Regions from separate parts of the Homo sapiens genome. Here region 2 is linked to region 1. Evidence: read pairs that join two places in POLR2A ChIA-PET (ENCODE). Cell type or tissue: B cell. All regions are shown on one strand. Each heading gives the region's core, and the rest is flanking DNA. Links, peaks and the distances in the headings are about the cores only.

Region 1 (4,385 bases), core at 161-4,160:
GTTCCCAGGACCATCACTCGCATGTGTGCACATGCATGCGTTCACACATGCACGCACATATGCATGCGTGCACACACACATGCACACACATATGCATAGGTACACACATACGCACTCACGCATGCACACACACACAAATGCACACGAACCCACGTGTGGCGCAGCGCACCTGCATGGCAGTCCTGCCTAGAGGCCCTGGTGGCCCCTCCTCCGGCCGGTGCTTGCCGTGATGCGGGAGCTCGGTGTTGTCGCGGTAGTCGCGGCCCTTGGAGTGCTGGAGGTGCAGCACCGCCGGGCTCTTGACTGGCAGCGGCGGCCGCGGCGTCGGGGTGGGCGGGGTCTGCTGGTTGATTTCCGATCTGGAAGGCTTGATGGGCCTCTTGGCCGGCACCGGGGCCTGGGAGCTGACCGGGGTCTTGGGCTTCCCTTGGCTCTTGTCCCCGCCGGCCGCCCTGCCCTCGGCAGAGGATGAGCACGTGAAGGAGCGCAGCCGGGGCGCGGGCACCTGCTTGCCGGGCCCCTCGCCGCGATCAGCCTCCTGGGCTTTGGTGAGCACGATGCTGGGCGACAAGATGCCGGGTTCCGGGCAGGGCGGGGGTTCCTTCCGCGGCATTTTGGGGGATTCCTGGTCCTTCCTGGGAGCAGGCTTAGGGAAGGAACTCAGGGACCCATACAGGGGGTTCTCAAACATCTCGGGCTTCGTCAGCGGCAGGTCCTCCTGAGGCAGCGTGTCCCCTGCGTTCTTCCCCAGGTCACTGGGCCTAGAGCCAGGGACAGAGCAGGGAAGACACATGTCCAGGGGAGAAGACATGGGAGCATGGCTGCTTAATGGCTCTGGGTCTTTCTTTGGGGTGATACAAATGTTTCTGAACTAGATAGAGACATGTAACATTGCAAATTTACTGAATGGCACCAAATTGTTTTGTCTTGTTTTGTTTTAGAGACAGAGTCTCGCTCTGTCACCCAGGCTGGAGTGCAGTGGTGCGGTCATGGCTCACTGCTGCCTCAACCTCTTGGGCTCAAGCAGTCCTTCCCCTCAGCCTCCCAAGTAGCTGAGACTACTTGGGAGTAGCTGGGAGTAGCTAGGAGTAGCTGGACATTGCTGGGAGTAGCAATGCCTCCAGGCCTGGCTAATTTTTTAGTTTTGTTTTATTCTGTAGAGATGGGGAGTCTCACTATATTGCCCAGGCTGGTCTTGAACTCTTCGCTTCAAGCAGTCCTCTCACTTTGGCCTCCCAAAGTGCTGGGATTATGGGCATAAGCCACTGTGCCCAGCCTAGCAAACTGTTCATTTTGAAATGGTTAATTTTATGTTAAGTGAATTTCACCTCAAGTGAAAAAAAGGAAGAGGAAACAGTACTGTGTTCATCATACGTTGTCCTCAAAGACAGCCTCAGTTCTGGCCTGGGACCTTTTCCACTATAAAACCTGTTCACATCAGAGCATCTGTGAGCAAGGGGCATGGCACTGGAGGATTTGTGGGAGAAATGAAGTGAGAACTTACATGGCACCTCAGTATCAACCCCTCATCCTCATCAGATGAGCCTGCTCTCCACAGCCCCTTCCCACCTCCCCAGTCAACAGGCCTCCTTTCCCGGTTCCTCCCATCCCCACCCCGCAGCCTCTCCTCTGACTCCAGCAATTCTGCTCCGACCCAGCATTTGCATGACCGCTCAGGAAGGCGATCACACCTCCTCCTCAGGAACCACTTGTGCTACTTGAGGGTGAAAGCTCAAGAGGCTCCATCTACCAAACTCATGTGTGAGACACTTTCCCAGGCACAGCAACACAGCCACAAACAAGGACAGAATCTGAGCTCAGGGGGCCCGACATCCCGGTTAACACAGTGTCCTTCCCAGCCACATGAAGTCCTCTCCCTGGAAGCCTCTCCTAACTCACAGTGGAAGGAACACGTGGTGGCTGTGGTGCAAGTCAGAGGGAACTTGGACACTTGCGAGTACTGGGGAAGCCAAGGCCAGTAGCTAGAAGAAAGGCCCACTCAACTCATGGGCAGGGGAAGCTCCTGTGTTGTGACCCAAAGTAGGCAAGTGCTGCCTTTGCTTGTTTGTGTTCTGATTTATCACTGCTCTGACTGGAGGTGATTTCCTGCTGAGCAAACTATGAGAACGAGAAATGGGAACACATTTTACTTCCTGACTAGCAGCAGAATCTCCCAGGGGAGTGTTCTGGGTTCTGCTTTCTACAGAAAAGGAAGCTATCGTGAAGAAATTGTGGATCGCTGGGAACCCACTGAGCTGTTGAGGCTGTTGCGCCTGTTACTGATGGGATGTGCACTGAGAAGCTGCTCACAGGCACTCAACAGTGACTCTGGGGAGCAGGTGTGGGCTCAGGGGACAAAGGCGGGATGTCGTCCTCACACAGGTGCCGGTGAGAAGCCATGGAGCTCCAGGGAGGCTGGCCTCCGGGACACACCAAAGGGAGCCTGACTGTGCACCTGGGGGTGTTGCCCATTAATTTTTGGAAACACCTTAGAGCAGGTGCATACATAGAAATGCTGGGGCCTCAAACAAGGACTTTGGAAAGGGCCCCCTCCATGTTCAGCCCTCTTCTGACCCCCGTGTGGACCCTCAAAGGCCGTTGCTGTGAGTTAGCCAAGGGAAGAGGGCACAGGAGGGTGCAACTGGCATGGTCACAAGTTTTCAGATGAAGGAGCAAGAAGTCCTGACCTCTGACCACCCTCTCTCAGGGGCTGAGATGGGAGGAGGGGGCTGACTTCAGAGAACTGGGGGCAGGACCAGGAAGAGCCCTGGGTGCAAGCCCTTTTGTGATTCTAAAGCTCACTCCTCTGGGAAAAGAGCAGTGAGATAGAGACCAGGGAAGCCTTCCCTCTAAGAGGAGGCTTCTGTTGCACTTAGAGAGGGGAAGCTTGGTGGGGCGGGCGGGGAAGACTGGGGAAAACCATGAAAAACTCAAAAGTAAGTCTTATTCCCCTGACCAAAGGTAACAAGAAATTGACTCCTATAGCAGGCCACAGTTGTTGAATAAGGGAACCGATATCTAGGGGACGAGTTGATTCCTGCAGCAAATGACTGTACTTCTCAGATTCAGGAGACGAGTCTCATCTCCAAAGCAGCTAAGCACTGGCCAGGGGCTGAGAAGAGTCCCCTTCCTAATTGCACAGCTTCGATCTGGGGTCACCAGTTGTCCTTGCTTACGCAGGACTGAAGGGTTTCCTGAGATGTGGGACTTTCAGTGCTAAAACTGGGACAGTACTTGGCAAACCGGGAAGGTCAGTCCCTGCACTTGGGTCTGGGTGATGGTGGGGAAACACTGATGGTGCTTGGAACACCCCCTTCCACAGCCTTTGCTCTGGCTGAGCCTGGGACCTGGAGCAGCGGAAAGGGATGAGGCAGGTGTGCGAGCTGCAGGGCTCCAGGCTCCAAGCGCCTCCTTGGTGAGCAGTGAGTTAGAAGCGTACCCTGGGGGCCCCTTGCCCGTGGATGGCAGCCTGTCTGCAGCTGTCACCATGGGGCTGTGGGGAGCATGCTCCCACCAAGCTGTGTGCTCGTTGTTATGCACCAAGATCCATTCGCTTTGGGAGCTGAAAAGCATTCACTTACACAAATAATCATGCTCCTTTTTCTTTCTGGTTGCTTAGAGCTCCATTTCCTGGGGTCTCCAAAGAGGTGGCCACACAGGCACCTTGATACCCACTGAATAGTGCCTTTTGTCCTCATATTTCCAGGGCAGGAAACTGAGGCTGTTTCTCCTCCCTCCAAGTTTCTTAGGGAATGACCAGGGTCTGACACCCTATCAACAAACTCTGTACAGAGGCAGAGAGAGAGACAGCTGAGCTGAGCTTCAGGGCTATCCTGTCCTGTCCTTTTCTCTCTCTCTTCCTGACTTCCTCTCATCTATTTATTTATTTATTTATTTATTTATTTATTTATTTATTTATTTATTTTGAGATGGAGTCTTGCTCTGTCACCCAGGCTAAAGTGCAGTGGCATGACCTCAGCTCACTGCAACCTCCGCCTCCCGGGTTCAAGCGATTCTCGTGTCTCAGAGACTCCTGAGTAGCTGGGATTACAGGTGTGGGCCACTACGCCTGGCTGATTTTTGTATTTTTAGTAGAGATGGGGTTTCACCGTGTTGGTCAGGCTGGTCTCAAACTCCTGACCTCAAGTGATCTGCCCACCTTGGCTTCCCAAAGTGCTGGGATTACAGGCGTGAGCCACCGCGCCTGGCCTATCCGTTTCTTAGAGCATATCTCGCATATTTTGAGAAATGAGACTGTCAACAGCTTCTCCATCCAGAGGAAGACCCTGCCAGGTCAGGCCTGGGAAGGGTGGAACTGGAGGGAGCTGGAGGACAGTGTGATGGAGAACACACCGCTGCTGGCTCTGCCCCATGTGGCGGACAGC
Region 2 (4,385 bases), core at 103-4,102, 73 kb after region 1:
GCGTGAGCCACCACACCCGGCCTGACCTTTCATTTGTGATGGGATTGTTTTGGCTCCCTGTGGCTTTGTTCAGATGCTCTGGAATTTTTTTTGTTTTTTTTCTCTTCCAAGCTTTTGGCATTTAAAATATTCTTTGCCAATTCTTTGGATGGCATATTAGCCTTACTTTTGCACTTTTAACAATTAAAATGTAATTAACTTGAAATTAACTTTCATCAATTAAATTTTAAAATGTAAAACCAAAAGAATCTAAAAGAAATCAGAACCTTTACCAGTTGGTCATTCAATGGATCGGACATCAGAAAATTAAAGTTTTGGTGAATCATCTCCCTTTGAAAAATTGACATCACTGGAAATCTTGGGCCATAACCACCCACGCAGAAAATAGACTAACTTTAATTTATTTCCTTTTGATGCCTTTCTGTGCTTGTCAGGTGTAATGGCTGCAGCAAACAGCAAGAGCAGCAGCAAAAATCTTAAGAGCTGGATCCTGTGCAAGTGAGAAAGGGCTGGCCATGTCCTCCCACCCCATCCGCTTCCCAGAGCAACTGGCCTCCAATTAACTTTAGTTGTAAAAAGCTGCAGCACACACAAGCTACTGTTCAAATTCCATGATAACAAGACCTCCAAACAACCACAGAGATTTCCAAGCTGTGCTCACCACTCAATTATTGTGAGTGCGGCAGAGGCATTTGTTCAGCCAGGCAGAGGCAGAGGTCGCTCTCATGAGCTGTTTCTCTCACCTGGTGGCCGCCCCCACCTGCCCGCCCCCGTGGGCCAGCCATTACCCATAGAGCTCCTTGCAGAGCAGTGTGGTCAGTTTCTTCAGGTGAGGAAGACTGCTGGACCCTGTCTTCACAAATTCAGAGTCCTGGGCGAGCTGAGTGCTTAAATAATCTTGGATGGCCTTAAGATGCTCTTCTGGAAGCCTAAAGAAAAGAAAAAAGAAACAAACTATGCTTGCCTGTTTCTTTTAGCCACCATCACCAATGGGAACAGCAACCACAATAACAAATCCTCATCCTCAGAGCCTCCAAGGGGACACCGTCCTTCAGAAGAATGTTTGCAAACCTGGACGAAGGTTCCCGTGGTCTCACTGATGGGGTAGATTAGCAGGTCAGAGCAAGAAGAAGTGGCCCAGCAGGAAAAGGTGCCTCTCAATGAGCTCCTTTGGGTGCTGCTGGGAGGAAGTGGTTTTGGCTGGGGGTCTGGGAAATGGTTATACTTTAAAAAGGAGACCAAGGCTGGGCATGGTGGCTCACAACTGTAATCCCAGCACTTTGGGAGGCCCAGGTGGGCGGATCACCTGAGGTTAGGAGTTCAAGAACAGCCTGGGGGGAAACCCCGCCTCTACTAAAAATACAAAAATTAGCCGGGTGTGGTGGTGGGTGCCTGCAATCTCAGCTACTTGGGAGGCTGAGACAGGAGAATCATTTGAACCCGGAAGGCAGAGGTTGCAGTGAAAACAGATCGTGCCATTGCACTCCAGCCTGAGTGACAGAGTGAGACACTGTCTCTCACACACACACACACACACACACACACACACACAAAAGGAGGCCAAAAGCTTTGGAAAGTGTAAGTGGAATTGTTTTCCTACCTTATCTACTTATAAAGATAGGATCTGAGGGCTGGAAGGATGATGGGATCTAGAGATAACAAATGGCTTTAGCTCCCATGCACTTTGCAATTTCACGGCCAAAGGCTACCCAGGGCACTGTGTTCAGAGAGTCTGGATTCATCTCAGGCTCTGTGGGGGGAGTCTGAGTGATTAGCGATGGGGCTGGGGATATGGAATGAGGTAGTGCAAGTGGCCGACTTTGCCGTGTGGAATCTGCTCCAACCCCTTCAGTGTACAGAGTGAATGGGGCTGAAGGCAGGATTTGTTCACTGTGCAGATCAACCCTGGTGGCAGAGGCACAGGCAGAGAGCCCAGGCCAGTCCCACGAGGGGCGCCCCCTAAAGTCGGATCAGCTGTCTGCATTCTATCTTCCAGCACCTTTTGTTCTGGGTAACGCTTGAGTGTTTGTTCCCATAATGATGGAAATTGTAATTACAGCAAGTATTTCCTGAGCACAGCATACCAGACACTATGCTAAGCACTTCATGCTCATTTTCTCCATTAACCCACAAATCAATTTTATGACTCAGATATTATTACTAATTATTCCTGTTTTACAAATCAGAGAACTGAGGCTTAACCATGTTAATTAGCTGTGTGGAAAAAATTATTACAAGCCTTCATTTATTTATTTATTTATTTATTTTTTTGAGACAGGGTCTCACCCTGTCACCTGGGCTGGAGTGCAATGGCAAGATCTCGGCTCACTGCAACCTCCAACCCCCAAGTTCAAGTGATTCTCCTGCCTCAGCCTCCTGGGTAGCTGACACCACAGGCACATGCCACCAGACCTAGCTAATGTTTGTATTTTTAGTAGAGGTGGAGTTTTACCATGTTGGCCAGGCTGACCTCAGGTGATCCACTGCCTCAGGCTCCCAAAGTGCTGGGATAACAGGTGTGAACCACCCTGCCCAGCCGCCTTAAAGATTTTTATTCCAGGCTTGATATGTAATCAAATTGAAACTAAAGGCCACAAGGCTTTTCCTGTGGAATCTGTGAAAGAATGAAAAGCCGTTGCTCTTAAGATTGGACAGGAATTGCCAGGCATGGTGGGTCACGCCTATAATCCCAGCACTTTGGGAGGCAGAGGTGGGCAGATCACCTGAGGTCAGGAGTTCAAGGCCAGCCTGGCCAACATGGTGAAACCCTGTCTCTACTAAAAATACAAAAATTAGCTGGGCGTGGTGGCGTGCGTTTGTAGTCCCAGCTACTCAGGAGGCTGAGGCGGGAGGATTGCTTGAACCCAGGAGGTAGAGGTTGCAGTGAGCCGAGATCGCGCCACTGTGTTCCAGCTTGGGTGACAGAGCGAGACTCCATCTCAAAAAAAATACTGAACAGGACTGGCTTACCCATTTGACTTGTTAGATTGAGAAGAGAACATTTACATTTAAGTTCTTCTATATTTATTCTGGGTCTTGACATCATAAAAATCCAGTTTCTGCCTGAGTCTGTTTACTAAAAGGGACAAACATCTCTTCTATAGTATTAAAAACAGTGGTCCCCAACCTTTTTGGCACAAGGGACCGGTTTTGTGGAAGACAATTATTCCACGGATGGGTGGTGGGGGGATGGTTGTGGGAGGAAACTGCTCCATCTCAGATCATCAGGCGTTAGTTAGATTCTCCTAAGAGGCGTGCAGCCTAGATCCCTCAAGTGCACAGTTCACAACCGGGTTCACACTCATGAGAATCTAATGCCACCGCTGATCTGACAGGAGGCAGAGCTCAGGTGGTAATGCTCGCTTGCCCTCCGCTCACCTCCTGCTGCCACCCAGTTCCTAATAGTCCACAGGTTGGGGACCCCTGTATTAAAATATGTATCTTAACAGGTCTAATTACTATTGCCTTGTGACTTTGATACCGTGAGTCTGTATTACAGGCAGTTCTATTTGTTAAAATGTTTGTGGTAGGCTGGGCACAGTGGCTCATGCCTATAATCCCAGCACTTTGGGAGGTCGAGGCGGGCAGATCACCTCAGGTTGGGAGTTCGAGACTAGCCTAACCAACATGGAGAAACCCCGTCTCTACTAAAAATACAAAATTAGCTGGTTGTGGTGGCGCATGGCTGTAATCCCAGCTACTTGGGAGGCTGAAGCAGGAGAATCACTTGAACCCGGGAGGGGGAGGTTGCAGTGAGCTGAGATCGTGCCTTTGCACTCCAGCCTGGGCAACAAGAGCAAAACTCCGTCTCAAAAATAAAAGTTTGTTGTAGAAAAGTGTTGACATAAAGATGTAAACTATGTTTATTTGAGAAGGCTAATTTTACTTAGAAATGTGATAATTAACCTACTAAGACCTAACTGATGAGATCTGATTAACTTGCAGGAAAGACTGTGCAAGTTGTCATTTAAAGAAAAATAATCAAAAGGCAGTCCTCTATGTGCAAAGCAGCTTGACAAGCGAAATAGACTGATTTTAAAACACAATGTGGATTCCCAGTTTTCCTTGACCCTGAGAATGGAGGGCGGCTCTGTGTCGCCGCTTTCCTTGGTCTCTGCACATGCCCCCTTCACTCATTCCCATCTCCGAACAGAAGTTTTAGGAAGGTTCCACTGACATGATAAGCAAAGATAGAAAAAGCAGGGCTCTCTGCCCATGAACCCTCAGCCCATGCCCCGACCCTAACCCCTCCTGGAAAGCTGCCTGGAAGCTCGGCTTCACGCCCCTGCTGGTCCCACTGAGGCAGAACCCCATAACCAGGATGGAGGGGCTGATGAGGAGGAGATGGAGTTGGCGGGAGGTGTACGAGCCTTAGTAGGAGAGGT

The links. ChIA-PET counts read pairs that join two places held together with the same protein. Peaks named below come from ENCODE experiments on the same cell type or tissue, not always from the same donor. Only the 100,000 strongest peaks of a DNase experiment are listed, where the experiment ranks them.
Region 2: POLR2A ChIA-PET joins it to region 1 with 8 read pairs; 2 of 35 experiments call an interaction of 5 or more read pairs at or near these places.

Annotation. Positions count from the first base shown.
Region 1 is chr2:233,200,502-233,204,886 of GRCh38, reverse strand. INPP5D (inositol polyphosphate-5-phosphatase D) reads right to left here. Exons shown (of 27, transcript NM_001017915.3): 26 at 170-761. Among named protein-coding and RNA genes, the nearest start is that of ATG16L1, 49 kb to the left of the region's middle. In B cell, for the core only: no CTCF peak of the experiment used is centred there; a DNase peak (open chromatin) is centred at 2,116; H3K27ac peaks cover 2,511 bases.
Region 2 is chr2:233,127,052-233,131,436 of GRCh38, reverse strand. INPP5D (inositol polyphosphate-5-phosphatase D) reads right to left here. Exons shown (of 27, transcript NM_001017915.3): 5 at 789-929. Among named protein-coding and RNA genes, the nearest start is that of INPP5D, 69 kb to the right of the region's middle. RefSeq lists an enhancer at 1,971-2,470. In B cell, for the core only: no CTCF peak of the experiment used is centred there; no DNase peak of the experiment used is centred there; H3K27ac peaks cover 1,805 bases.